Regions from separate parts of the Homo sapiens genome. Here region 2 is linked to region 1. Evidence: chromatin contacts called from ENCODE Hi-C data. All regions are on one chromosome and are shown on one strand. The core of a region is the stretch at or near the end of the contact, and the rest is flanking DNA. Distances in the headings are between cores, read along the strand shown.

The links. A loop is a pair of places that touch in the nucleus more often than their neighbours do. Pooled maps may share reads with other maps.
Region 2: a loop to region 1 is called in a map with no recorded cell type, with 2.0 times the contacts of the local background. The contact joins two enhancer-like sites. A Hi-C loop is called at or near these places in 1 of 168 maps with a recorded cell type or tissue (mesothelial cell of epicardium), 3 of 37 single-sample maps with no recorded cell type and 5 of 50 pooled maps.

The regions. Positions count from the first base shown.
Region 1 is chr15:95,929,478-95,935,174 of GRCh38, forward strand. No RefSeq gene overlaps it. Among named protein-coding and RNA genes, the nearest start is that of NR2F2-AS1, 390 kb to the right of the region's middle. RefSeq lists a cis regulatory region at 1,557-1,670. Within about 2 kb of position 3,339, at least 3 of the 41 ENCODE cell types and tissues checked have a DNase peak (open chromatin) inside an H3K27ac peak, as active enhancers do.
Region 2 is chr15:95,968,393-95,974,537 of GRCh38, forward strand. No RefSeq gene overlaps it. Among named protein-coding and RNA genes, the nearest start is that of NR2F2-AS1, 360 kb to the right of the region's middle. Within about 2 kb of position 3,784, at least 4 of the 41 ENCODE cell types and tissues checked have a DNase peak (open chromatin) inside an H3K27ac peak, as active enhancers do.

The sequences.
Region 1 (5,697 bases), core at 2,089-4,588:
AGCTAAACTTGCGGTGGAGGAGAGCTGACCACTTCCTATGCAACTGTGTGCAATTCTTATCAGGACAAGTCCAGCTGCTCTGGGCTAACTAGCTCCCCAAAAGTGATTCCCCCAGGCCCCAGCTAGGAGCAGCTAACATAAATGCAAAATGCACAACCCCTTCCCCCTTCACAGATAAAAGGCTGTGAAATATATAGGCCTCATTTTAATAGGGCCTCAGCTAGGTCTCTGTTTTTTGCACCCACAGCTAATTGAACGGGCAACTAGAGCAGACACAATTGGACACGTAGTTAAGGAACCACCTCACCACCTGGCTTGCACACATAATTAAATATTTGCACCTGCAATGGTAGTATGTGTGAAAGTTATCCCTGTAATTAGTTGTCGGGGTAGAAATACATGTAATTTTTAAAACCTTCTCTAATTCCAATAGTTATTTTTAAATAGATATTTTTTGTTGAAATAAAAGAACTCCTAACAAATTAGTGCTTTTAAAAGAAACTATTTCATATTGTGTTCTTTTCAGGTACTCCTCTAAAAATATAGCTTTCTACTGCTTCTATAGGCAACTGAATTGTAGGAGCATTGTTTGCATGTATTTTCAGTAGGTTTGGCATGTGATTAAGTCTACCTGCTTTTCATTCATTCATTTATGCATTTGCTCAATAAACACACTAAGTCCAGACTATGCCCTTGCTTTGAGGATACTAATATATTTAAAAGGGTACATCTGCCTACAGACTCATGAGTACGGGGTGAAATTTGGATTAATATTTTTATCAAATAATTACAATTTAATATTGTAAGTGTGTATCTCATACAAGAGATGAGGGTACATAGAAAAAAAATTTAACATAAAATTTTGAGTTGTTCCCCCTCTGTGGAACAATGGTATGTGTAAAGATTTTGACAATTACACAGGTTCTTTATTTGAGAAGATTCTACTGTTTCATTACCTGCAGATGTTGTTTAACAACATGAAAGAGTTGCCTATTTTTGACATGCTGTGTAACATATAACAATAAAAGATTTTAGTAAATAAGCATATTGCCGTACTATAGGACATGAAATGCCTCTTAGCACTGATGGGAAATAAAGTCCCTCTGCCTCTCCCCCAGGAGAGATAACACGCCAACGTTTTGGCAAACGCTTTCAGTACAGATGCATATTGTGTGTCTTTATCCATAATGGACACTTGTACTTTAATTTTTATCCCCCACATCCCTTCTATTATTGAAATGCTGAAACAAAATGTCCGCAGCTTTGAGAGTAAATCCGCAGCATTTAGATTTCACATGGATTGCTCCTCTTTTCTTCACTTTGTATTTGAACTGATGATTTCTTACCTCTAAGGACACGCTGTTTTGGCCACCACTTATCTTGTCTCCTGATAAGCTGGCCCATTTAGGGTTGTCCTAGAAAGGCTTTTTCAGTCCCGAATCTTATGATTATCACACACTGTGGAATTTTGATCTAAACATTGTGAGTGTTCAGAATATCGAAAAGTCACCAAGAAGCCCCACTCTCTCCAACAAGATGACCTGCAAGGGCGGCTTGATAGGAAAGCTGAGCCCAGCTCTCAGAGAATAAGCAGGGGTGTGGGGGCAGCCTGGGAGTTGGGATCAGCCTCTAGACCTTGAAGTGCAGCAGCTGTGCGTTGTCTTTGAGGCTGAGGATCAAGCAGAGAATATGAGATAGGCAAACGTTGGCTTAAACTTTCTTCTCTCTTTGATTGTCCTTGGACATCTGCCTCATCTCCTGTCAAGAATGTTTGGCAGCTGTTAGCTCAGAATAACACAGTTCTGCTGCCCCAGCCGCTACCCCAGTCTTCTAATACTTTAAGCCAACTAGTCTCCGTTATATGCCTGGCCTGATACACAACTATGCTAATGCCTTGAGCTAACTAGCTTTCTATCAAGCCATGGAAAACACAGGGAGAGAGTCTTTGGTTTATTTTCCTCACGTGCTAATTGGCTTTAATTGTTGGCCAATTGGATTTCAAGTTCAGAAAAGACTGGACTACACAAAGACAAGTGTTAACTTAAGACCGTGGGAGAAGCAAGCCAGCCCTTTTGGTCTTTAATGTAGTAGACTTTATGCAGATGCACATGTCTCCCGGCCGTGGGGGTCCAGGGGAGAATGCTGTGGGACCATCATGATGGTTTCTTAAAATCCGTAATTTTCCCCATAGGCCAAATACCAAGCACGGGGACCACCTAACCAGAAGTTGGGGGTGAATATATTTAGCATTTTTAGCACCCATTATACCTCATGTTTTTATTGTAATGACCTTCTCTCTGTCACTAAGAAACTATCATTGTGAGAAGAGAAAGTGCTGAGTTGCAAATATTTAAAATGGACATGTTTGTATCTAATCTGGGAGACTAATATGCCATGATAATAAAAATGTAGATTTATTTCACCCACAGTCCTAATGTCACATTCATGGGTATTCATGTACGGCAAAACAGAAGTGTCAGAACTGGTCCCCTGAATACCTGTGCTTTTCAAATAAAGTACAAACAAGTCACAGTAGTCAACTACAAGGGGCATCAGGACACTATATTATTAATAGCTTTGAATTATTTCCAATAATGGTCATAGGTTCGTTCTGGGGGCTGCTGTGACTTAGAATTGCCATCGATATGGGATGATATTACAGAATGGTGACTTACTGCCCATTCTCCCAAAGTGTCCCTCCAAGAGATTACCCCAGTGCTAATTCCCCAAATTCTCTTTTTCTATATTGGGCCTGAAATGTATCTACAAACACAAATGGTTCTACTGCTTTGATGGAATTGACCAGTCAGTCAGTCTAACACCTGTCAATTCGGTCACAGGGTTTTTGACATTTTTGACTGAATTGACCAGGTGCTAGACTAAACCCACCGGTTGATTTCATCAAAAATTGTCAAACCAGTTTTGTGATTGGACAAAGCCAGAATCAACACCCTCACTGGTATTCCTCCCTGTGCCTTGTTAACACCCTTGTTTCCTCATTTTTCTGGCTCTAGATGCCAAAACACCTTGAATTTACATATATCCATATGTACCTGTATATGTGAGGATCTCTTCTAATTAACCATTGTTAAATTTGTAATTTATAAATGGTATAGTGCATAGTAAATCATCCCTTTGTATAGCTCTAGTTCCAAATAAGATAATTTAATCACCTATTAATTTATTTCACTAGCACTTTTCATTTCTAGCCCTGACATAATAGAGAGTGTGGTAAGTGCAGAATCATCACTGCTTGGCAGGCCAGACAAATGATTCCAGGCTATGTGAAGTAGCTTCTGGAGAAAGCTTTTCTCTCTTCCACTGCCCTAAGACTTACCAAGTTCAGAAATAATTTTTTATGACCATTAGTCATTGCCTATCACCACCCTCCTCACTTCCCACAGGAATTTAAGAAGCGGGAGAGGAAACTCTGTCTATTTTATCCCCTGATCACTTCCGCATGCCTAGAATTGTGGCAGCACATTACATCTAGACCCTCGGCCATGGTTCTCAGAGATTTCTGGACTAGCAATGCTTATTATAATGGGTTAGGTCTGGAAGGCGCATGCTGGAATGTCTCCTTTCTCTCAACATTCTCAGCACTTTCCACCCAGCTGACTTGAATCATTTAGTCTACCCCACATTACATTTATGATGTTATCTTATCCTTTATTCATAGACTATAAATTCCCAGCAAAGGGATAGTACTGTGGTATAGTTCATCCTATGCCAACCACAGCACCTTATAAATAGTAGACAAGAAGAAACATCTATAGGCTTAAGAACATAGTCATTGATAAGTGAAAGAGCAGTATTCACTACTAACGATCAATGCAGCACATAGGATTCACCATAGAATAACTCCTAACACTTTATTGAATAACCCATATCCTTCTCAGGCAATCCAGTGTGGATGGGTCCAGTGAGAAAAAGGAACTGGCCAACATGAGATTAGAAAGGAGGCATAGTGTAATTCAGCGATGGGTTTAATTAGAACCCTAGACTTAGCATCCTTCACTGGCCGTAAGCAAAATGTTCTCAGAAACACGTCTGCAGCACGGTGGCTCATGCCTGTAATACCAGCACTTCGGGAGGCCGAGGTGGGCAGATAGCTTGAGCTCAGGAGTTCAAGACCAGCCTGGGCAACATGGCAAAACCCCATCTCTACAAACAAATACAAAAAAATTTAGCCAGGTGTGGTGGCACATACCTGTAGTCCCAGTTACTCGGGAGGCTGAGGTGGGAGGATCATTTGAGCCTGGGAGGCAGAGGTTGCAGTGAGTCGTGACTGTGGCACTGCACACAAGTCTGGGTGACAGAGTGAGACCCTGTCTCAAAAAAAAAAAGAAAAAAAGAAAAGAAACATACCTCAGTGTAATCACACACTCCCCAAAAGAAACCCAGGTTGTTTGAAAATGCACAGCATCTCTGACAAAGTAAGCACAGGGCAACTCCACCTGCAAAGCAGCCAATTCTCCGGAAGAGCGTTTGATGATCTCTTTCAGAGGATGATTGCTTTCCCCTCCCCCTCTCTGCACCCTGTCTGATTGTATCATTCCACAAGTCACCTGCAGATAGAGAGCTGGACACACTCACCACATCATTTTGATACTCCTCATGAGCTATAGACACAGCATTTCTAGTCTTTTCACAAGATCTGACACCTCTGTTTGTCACCCTCATTTTCCTTGAAGAGTGAAACCCTTCTGAAGAGCTAAATGATATTACGTGTGACACTTGGACAGAACATCAGTTTATGGCCCAGAAAACCATCCTCATTAGGTAAAATATGATCATTACCTCAAGCCTTGGGAAGATCTCCACTTGTATTTTCTCTTTCCAGTGGCTACCAAAAGCCAAAGTCATTACCTTTTTCTTCTTTTTTTATTTTCTTTCTTTCTTTTTGTTTTGAGACAAGATCTCACTCTATTGCATATGCTGGGGTGCAGTAGTGTGGTCACTCCTCACTGCAGCCTTGACCTCCCAGTTACAAGTGATCCTCCCACCTCAGTTTCCAAAGTAGCTAGGACTACACGTGTGCACCACCATGCCTGGCTAAATTTTCTGTTTTTGTAGAGACAAGGTTTTACCATGTTGCCCAGGCTGGTCTGAAACTCCTGCCTCGGCCTTCCATAGTGCTGGGATTATAGGTATGCACTACCATGCCCGGCCGAAGTCATTACCTTTCATGGTTTGTGCTGTTAAATCTTCTTTCCCCAAGCCACCTAAAATGATCTGAATCACAAGAGTACTTTGATTAGAAAATCTTGATTCTAGAGTTCTCAATCTGTGTTAATAAATAATAATTGCTAATGGTTGTAAAGCACTATCACCTGCCAGACCCTGTACTGAGGACATTGCATGGGTTACCCCATCTTGATCCTTCCAATACTCCTATTGAAAGTAGCTATGGTCTGAATGTTTGGGTCTCCTCAATATTGATGTGTTGAAATCCTAATTCCCAAGGTGATGGTATTTGAAGGTGTGGCCTTTGGGCTGGAGCCCTTATGAATAGGATTAGTTCCCTTAGAAAAGAGGCCTGAGGGAGCTTCTTTGCCCCTTCCACCAAGTGAGAACACAAAGAGAAGTTACCATCTGTGAGAAAGCTGGCTTTCACCATACACTAAATCTACCAGTGCCTTCATCTTGGACTTCCCAGCCTCCAGAACTGTGAAAAATAAATGTTTGTTGTTTATT
Region 2 (6,145 bases), core at 2,534-5,033, 39 kb after region 1:
ACTGTTTATTTTATGTCGTCCACAAAACGATCCTATGAGGTATATACTATTCCCATTTTTCTCTTAGAGAAACTGAGGCTGAGAAATGGGCTACTTTGAATAAGCACCCAGTCAACAATACTTGCTCACCATTTCTTTAGTTTTTAGATAACTTTAAAAATAGTTAGAAGCATATAAATTGTAAAATTAGCACAGAGACTTCTCACTTGACAGAGACGTTGTTGGTTGTTACAATTGTGGGGGTGGGGTTATAATACTGGTATTCAGCGAGTAGATGCCTGGAATATTGCTAAACACTCTAGAATACTTTGGTAGCCCTTACAGAAAAGAATTATCTAGCTCAAAATGTCAATAGTGCCAAGGTTGGGAAAACTTGGTTTAGAGAACTATAGGTCTCATGGCAAATCATTTCTCACTTGATCATATCAGCATCATTTAAACCAGGGAATTCAAACTAAAATATCCACATTGCCAGCCAGGCAGTGGTCAAGAGTGCAGCAGACCCAGGTACACGGTAGAGAACTAGAAAGCTAGGAGCCTTTACCAATGGATCCAAGTTTGTGCTCTAGGGCAACAATTGCCCGCAATGTCCTCCCGAACAGGTCAGCCCTCTGGCTTTGCCTACATTTCCAAGTCTGGCTTCTAGGGAAAATCTGATGACCCAGCAAAGTTGGCCTATGCTTCATCATGGCAAGCCCCACTTGAGTGAGCAGTAGCTTCTCCCTTTGGGCAGGGAATGTGCTTTCTGGTTCTACACACTCTACCTAGTCTGCTGCACTCTTGACCACTGCCTGGCTGGCCGCTGTAGATATTTGAGTTTGAATTCCCTGGTTTAAATGGTGCTGATACGATCAAGTGAGAAGTGATTTGCCACGAGGCTTATGGTTCTCTAAAGCAGGTTTTCCCAACCTTGGCACTATTGACATTTTGAGCTAGATGATTCTTTTCTGTAAGGGCTACCAAAGTATTCTAAGGTGTTTAGCAATATCTGTGGCCTCTGTTCACTAGATACCAGTATTGTAATCCCACCCTGACAATTATGACAACCAACAATGTCTCTCAATATTGTCAAATGTCTCTTGGGGGACAAAATCATCCTCGGTTGAGAATCTTCTCCTTGGAACACACTATTCTTGAGTCTCAAAACACTTAAAAATAGTCAAGCAAATAGAGTCTCTATTTGAGTAAACAGCATTGTACCAATGTCAGTTTCCCGGTTTTGAAAATGCATTACAGATATGCATAACATTTTGTGCATTGGAGAAGGCTGGTACAAGGGAAGTCTCTGTGCTATTTTTACAATTTATATGCCTCGAACTATTTTTAAAGTTATTTAAAAATTAAAGAAAAGGTGAAAAAAATGAATAAATGAATGTGTGCTGAAATGTACACTTCTTTCTCATTTTTAATAGAGTGTATTTGATTTCCTTGAGGGTAGTAAACCTCACAGGTTATAGCTCTCTATCCCAGGTGCTTAGTATAGAAAACCTTCAGGAAATATTTGAAGTGTTTTAAGGTAATTTAAGAGCAGCTCAGAAGACAGGAACTCATGGATATGTATTGACCACTTAGTAATCTCTTGAAAGAAAAGAAGTTACCTTTCTCCATAAAGCAATAAGCAAAAGAAGACGACTAAGGAGAAAATAAAAAGAACAAGGAAGAAATTTGGATTCCTGAACTCATTTGATCTATTTAACAAAGGGAAGCACATTTTAAAGTTGAGAAAGAAAGAAAAATGGAAGGAAGGAAGGAAGGAAGGAGTAGGGAGGAGATATGGAAAGAAGGAAGAAGGAAGCGAAGGGAAGGGAAAGGAAAAAAAGGGAAGGAAAGGGAGGAGGGAGGGAAGGAAGGGGGAAGGAAGGAGAGAGAGAAACAGAGGAAAGCTGAAAGGGAAAAGAAGTTATTCTTATAATGATTCTCTGTTATAAACACATTTTGAGCAGATTGTAAAAAGCAATTCAACAGAAATTAGATTACAAAGAGCACACAGTACGCTAAGTGTGACTGTATTATACAAACAGGGAATTAATTAGTTTAGAACATGGTTTTTCCATTAAGATCTGCAAACATGTGAGTCTTATTGGTGACAGTCTTGGGTCTTTCCCTTAAGGTCATGTGAGCCCTGGCAGCATGACGTTTCTAGGCTATGGTCCTGGCCCACTAGTATCCACTGCAATTAGTCACTTGATCTTTAGGCAGTGACACCTGGATTCGTGGGGGGAATTTCTACATCATTAGAAGAAAACTGCTTACTTCCATTTCAGCATTTGTTTAATCAGTGGACATAGGCAGTGACATTTCAGTTAGGCTGGTACAAAATGGTAATGGAACACTTCCTCATAGGTTTTTTGGTCAAATTTTCCCTCCAAAAATAAAGAAAATGGTTTTAATTTTACATTAATGCATTAAACCACTTACTAATAATTCTAATAATCAACAGCTAATAGATCTGTGGAGTGTTTCCATCACTCTGATAGCTTATTGGGCCATACTACAAATGTATTATTTTATTTTAATATGATCACATTGGATTTGATTTGCTTGGGCTGTTATAAAAAGGCTTCGTGGTAATCTCTGGTTGTAAATCATGGACACCTGGCAGTTTGTTGGGGTTTTTTTGCTCGTTTTTTTTTTTTTTTTTTGAGATGGAGTTTTGCTCTTGTCACCCAGGCTGGAGTGTAGTGGCGCGATCTCGGCTCAATGCAACCTCCGTCTCCCAGGTTCAAGCGATTCTCCTGCCTCAGCTTCCCGAGTAGCTGAGACTACAGGCGCCAACTACCACGTGTGGCTAATTTTTGTATTTTTAGTACAGACGGGGTTTCCCCATGTTGGCCAGGCTGGTCTCGAACTCCTGACCTCAGGTGATCCACCCACCTCGGCCTCCCAAAGTGCCGGGATTACAGGAGTCAGCCATCGCGCCTGGCCCTGGCAGTATTTTTTTTTAATGTACCTGTATTCAGATGAAAAGAGGCTAGAAAGATGTTTAAGAACTCCAAGCATTCTAAATACAAATAACATATGATGAAAACTTCAGATTTACAGTTGACAAGTTTGGCCAGAGCTGAGAGCATTCATAATATATTGTTTTATCTTTATCATAACCCTATGAGTTCAGTAATAGTTTTTCTATTTAACATAGTAGGACATTTAGCTTCAAAGAAGTGAAACAATTTGTTTAGTGTTGCACATATGAGAAAGAACTGTATTTCAACTCTGGTGTGAATTCAAACTTGAAGTCCATACGCTTTCCGTTTTCCACTGCTGCCTGTATGGACGCACGCACACGAACAGTACTGATACTGTGAAAGGAAAGTATGATGAAATTGAAGAACATAAGCAAAGGGGTGCCCATCCCTCAGGGCTGGTGCTGCCTGCTCTCTTCCTCACGGTTACCTAAAAATTCATCACGAGGAATCAAGGAATCCAGGAGAGGCACTTTCTATTACAACTCTGCTAGCAACTGGATTTCCATCACAAGTACCAACAAGGAAATACCCGTGCAAGCCTTCATAAGGCCCTCCAATCTCATGCCCGATTTCTTCCTACACAATAACCCCATGCCTGCCGCTCTTGTAATGAGAGCAGCTTTGCCACCCCCTAGTCCTCTCGTTTTAATTTCTGCTCTGTAGCATCCTTTATCACAAGGGAAGCACAGACTCAGCCATTCTCCCAGCATCTCTCCATTATCAAATACACTTCTTGTTCCCACTACTGGCTGCTTGGGGAGATGTTAACTGATTCCCTGGTTTAAATCTGCAGCACTTCAAAAGACTTTTCTGTCTTCACTAGCGCCAGTGCCTGGCACATGGCCACAGCCAGGAAGCTGAGGTTTGCTCTTGAGTCCCAATGCAATCATGCACTGTCTGCTTCTCGCTGCTCCCAAGTTCTGAAAGTGTTTTCAAAAATCCTCTGTGTTGCAAGAATGAAAATTGACTCAAGATAGCCAGAACCATCCAGCTGCTGAGAAAAACCTATCTGCAACAGAGCGATTAGAGAGGAACGTTTCTGCTGGAGGAAGGGCAGGACTTGAATAGCCAGCGAAGTCCTTCTGTGAAGAAGGAGAAGTGAGGAGGCCGGGATGACTTCTCCTCATTCCAGCATTTATTAGTCACTGACTCTGCACCACAGTAGGCTGTGGCAGTGCAGAGCTTCCACAAAGAAACACATGCTCCTGAACATCTGGCAGTGGACAAATCAACCACGCAACAAATATGATCCTGGAGGTGCCTGGGCAAGGGGCTGGAGACAACTGGAAGAGAGACACAATGCCTGTCCTCAAGGAGATGACTTCTTCAAAGAAAGAGAGGGCAGACAAATTCATCTTTATAATGGTTAAAGAGAAGCACGCCTGGCTTGCCTTGTGTTTGGCAGGGTGGGGGGCACGCATGCCTGCCCATTTGCGTGTGTCTCTAGTCAGTGTGAGGTTATGGCAGGAAAGGCAGGGTTGTCTTAAACAGGCTTTAACTGTAAGGATATGGGCACTGTACGCAATGAGAGTATCTCATACAACTAGACCAGCAGCCTGGAGGTTGGGGACATTCACACCACTTGAGCCCCTAGCATATTCCAAAGGGAGTGGGGCTTGGAGATCAGACTGCAAGATAAAAGTGCGACGGAGAGGAGGCAGGCCTCAATGCTGCAGGACTGGGCCTGGACTTGCTCTCTGCAGGGTTTCTTAATTTTCTGTTTAGAGAGTGGTCTGGTTAGTTCTGCATCTTAGAAAGGTCCCTCTGGCCACCATAGAAAAGCGGGATCAAAGCCAGTGAGACCTAAGGCAGAGGAGTCAGTGAAAGAGTCCAAAACAATTGTTCCAAAAAGAGGCCACTGGGGCCTGAGTATCGGGAGCACTGAGGCCCAGCTTTGCCCTCGTCAGTCCTGCAAGACACACTGATCAGTTAGATGGGAGACTAGAGGGGAGAGATGAACTGAGGGTGACTCCTGGTTTCTGTCTTAAATGTCAGGGAATAATAGCAGATAAAGAATGTATATGTGTGTTGCGGGTGGAGTGGGGCAAAGAGGATGCTAACTCTTCATGAATAGCCAGAAGATGAATTTAGAAGTCCCTGGATATGCCCATCACGAGCTTAGGTGAGATGTTAGGGATTCTAGGTCCAGATTTGGGAGACAGAAGAACGGACAAGGTTGCCCAGGATTTTGCAAAGGATAGAAACTCCAGGGAGCATATCTTCTCAAGTAGCAGAAGGCTCAAAAAATTTCAGTTATCTCAAAGGGGCAAATGTGCTGCAAGATGTAGAAGGCAGCAGAAGGCTGAATTGGGGACCTTCTTGACAGCCCTCTCTGCCCAAGGTCCTGTCAGGTCAGCTGAGCCTGCTTGTATGGCCCTTGAAGCTCAGTGATCAAATGAGCACAAAGGAGATAATAACTAACAGCTAGTTTATAAGGATGAAGAGAAATTTGCATACAGTATATACAAAGTGCTTAGTACATAACTGGTGCTTGAAAACAGGCATTATATTTTCGTGTGTGTGTGCGTGGTGTGTATGTGTGTGTGTGTGTGGTGTGTATGGGTGAGAATGGATAAGCCCCCTTTTTCCCCTTCTTTCTGATCCATGGGAGACTCAGCGTTTTGTTCTGACTGGTGCAAAAGGCAATGAAGAGTGGAGAACAACAGGGCAAATTGTCCAAGCATAACTCTGCTGTGGTTCATAGAGGAAGTAATGAGTGGGCAGGAGCACAGCTAAAGACTGCGCTCCCCCGACCCCTGCCTGGTTCCAGAGCCTCAGGGCCCCGCAGCAGAGGGGCTGTGAGGGGAATTCAGCAGGGAGGTTCCTTTTCCCTTCCCAGTTTCAAAGATTAGAGCACATTGTGAGAGATCTACCAATAAAACTGAAAACAGCACGCTGATGATACTTCTGTCTTGCAAGGAGGAGGTAGGCAGAACCATCCTAGGTTTTTTTTTCTAGGAAAATCTATACCTAAGATTAAGAAAAAGCCAAACAATAAAGTGTGTTCATGAATTTATCAAGAAAACAGAGCCTGTCCCCCGCAAACACCAGGGCTGTTGATAGATTTAATAGATACAAAAGTGGGTTCTTAAGAGATTGAGCAGAGGGACATTAAGGTGCTCCACGAGGATCTTTAAAATTCATTTGTTCCAAAGAAGCAGACACTGTCTCTTACACCA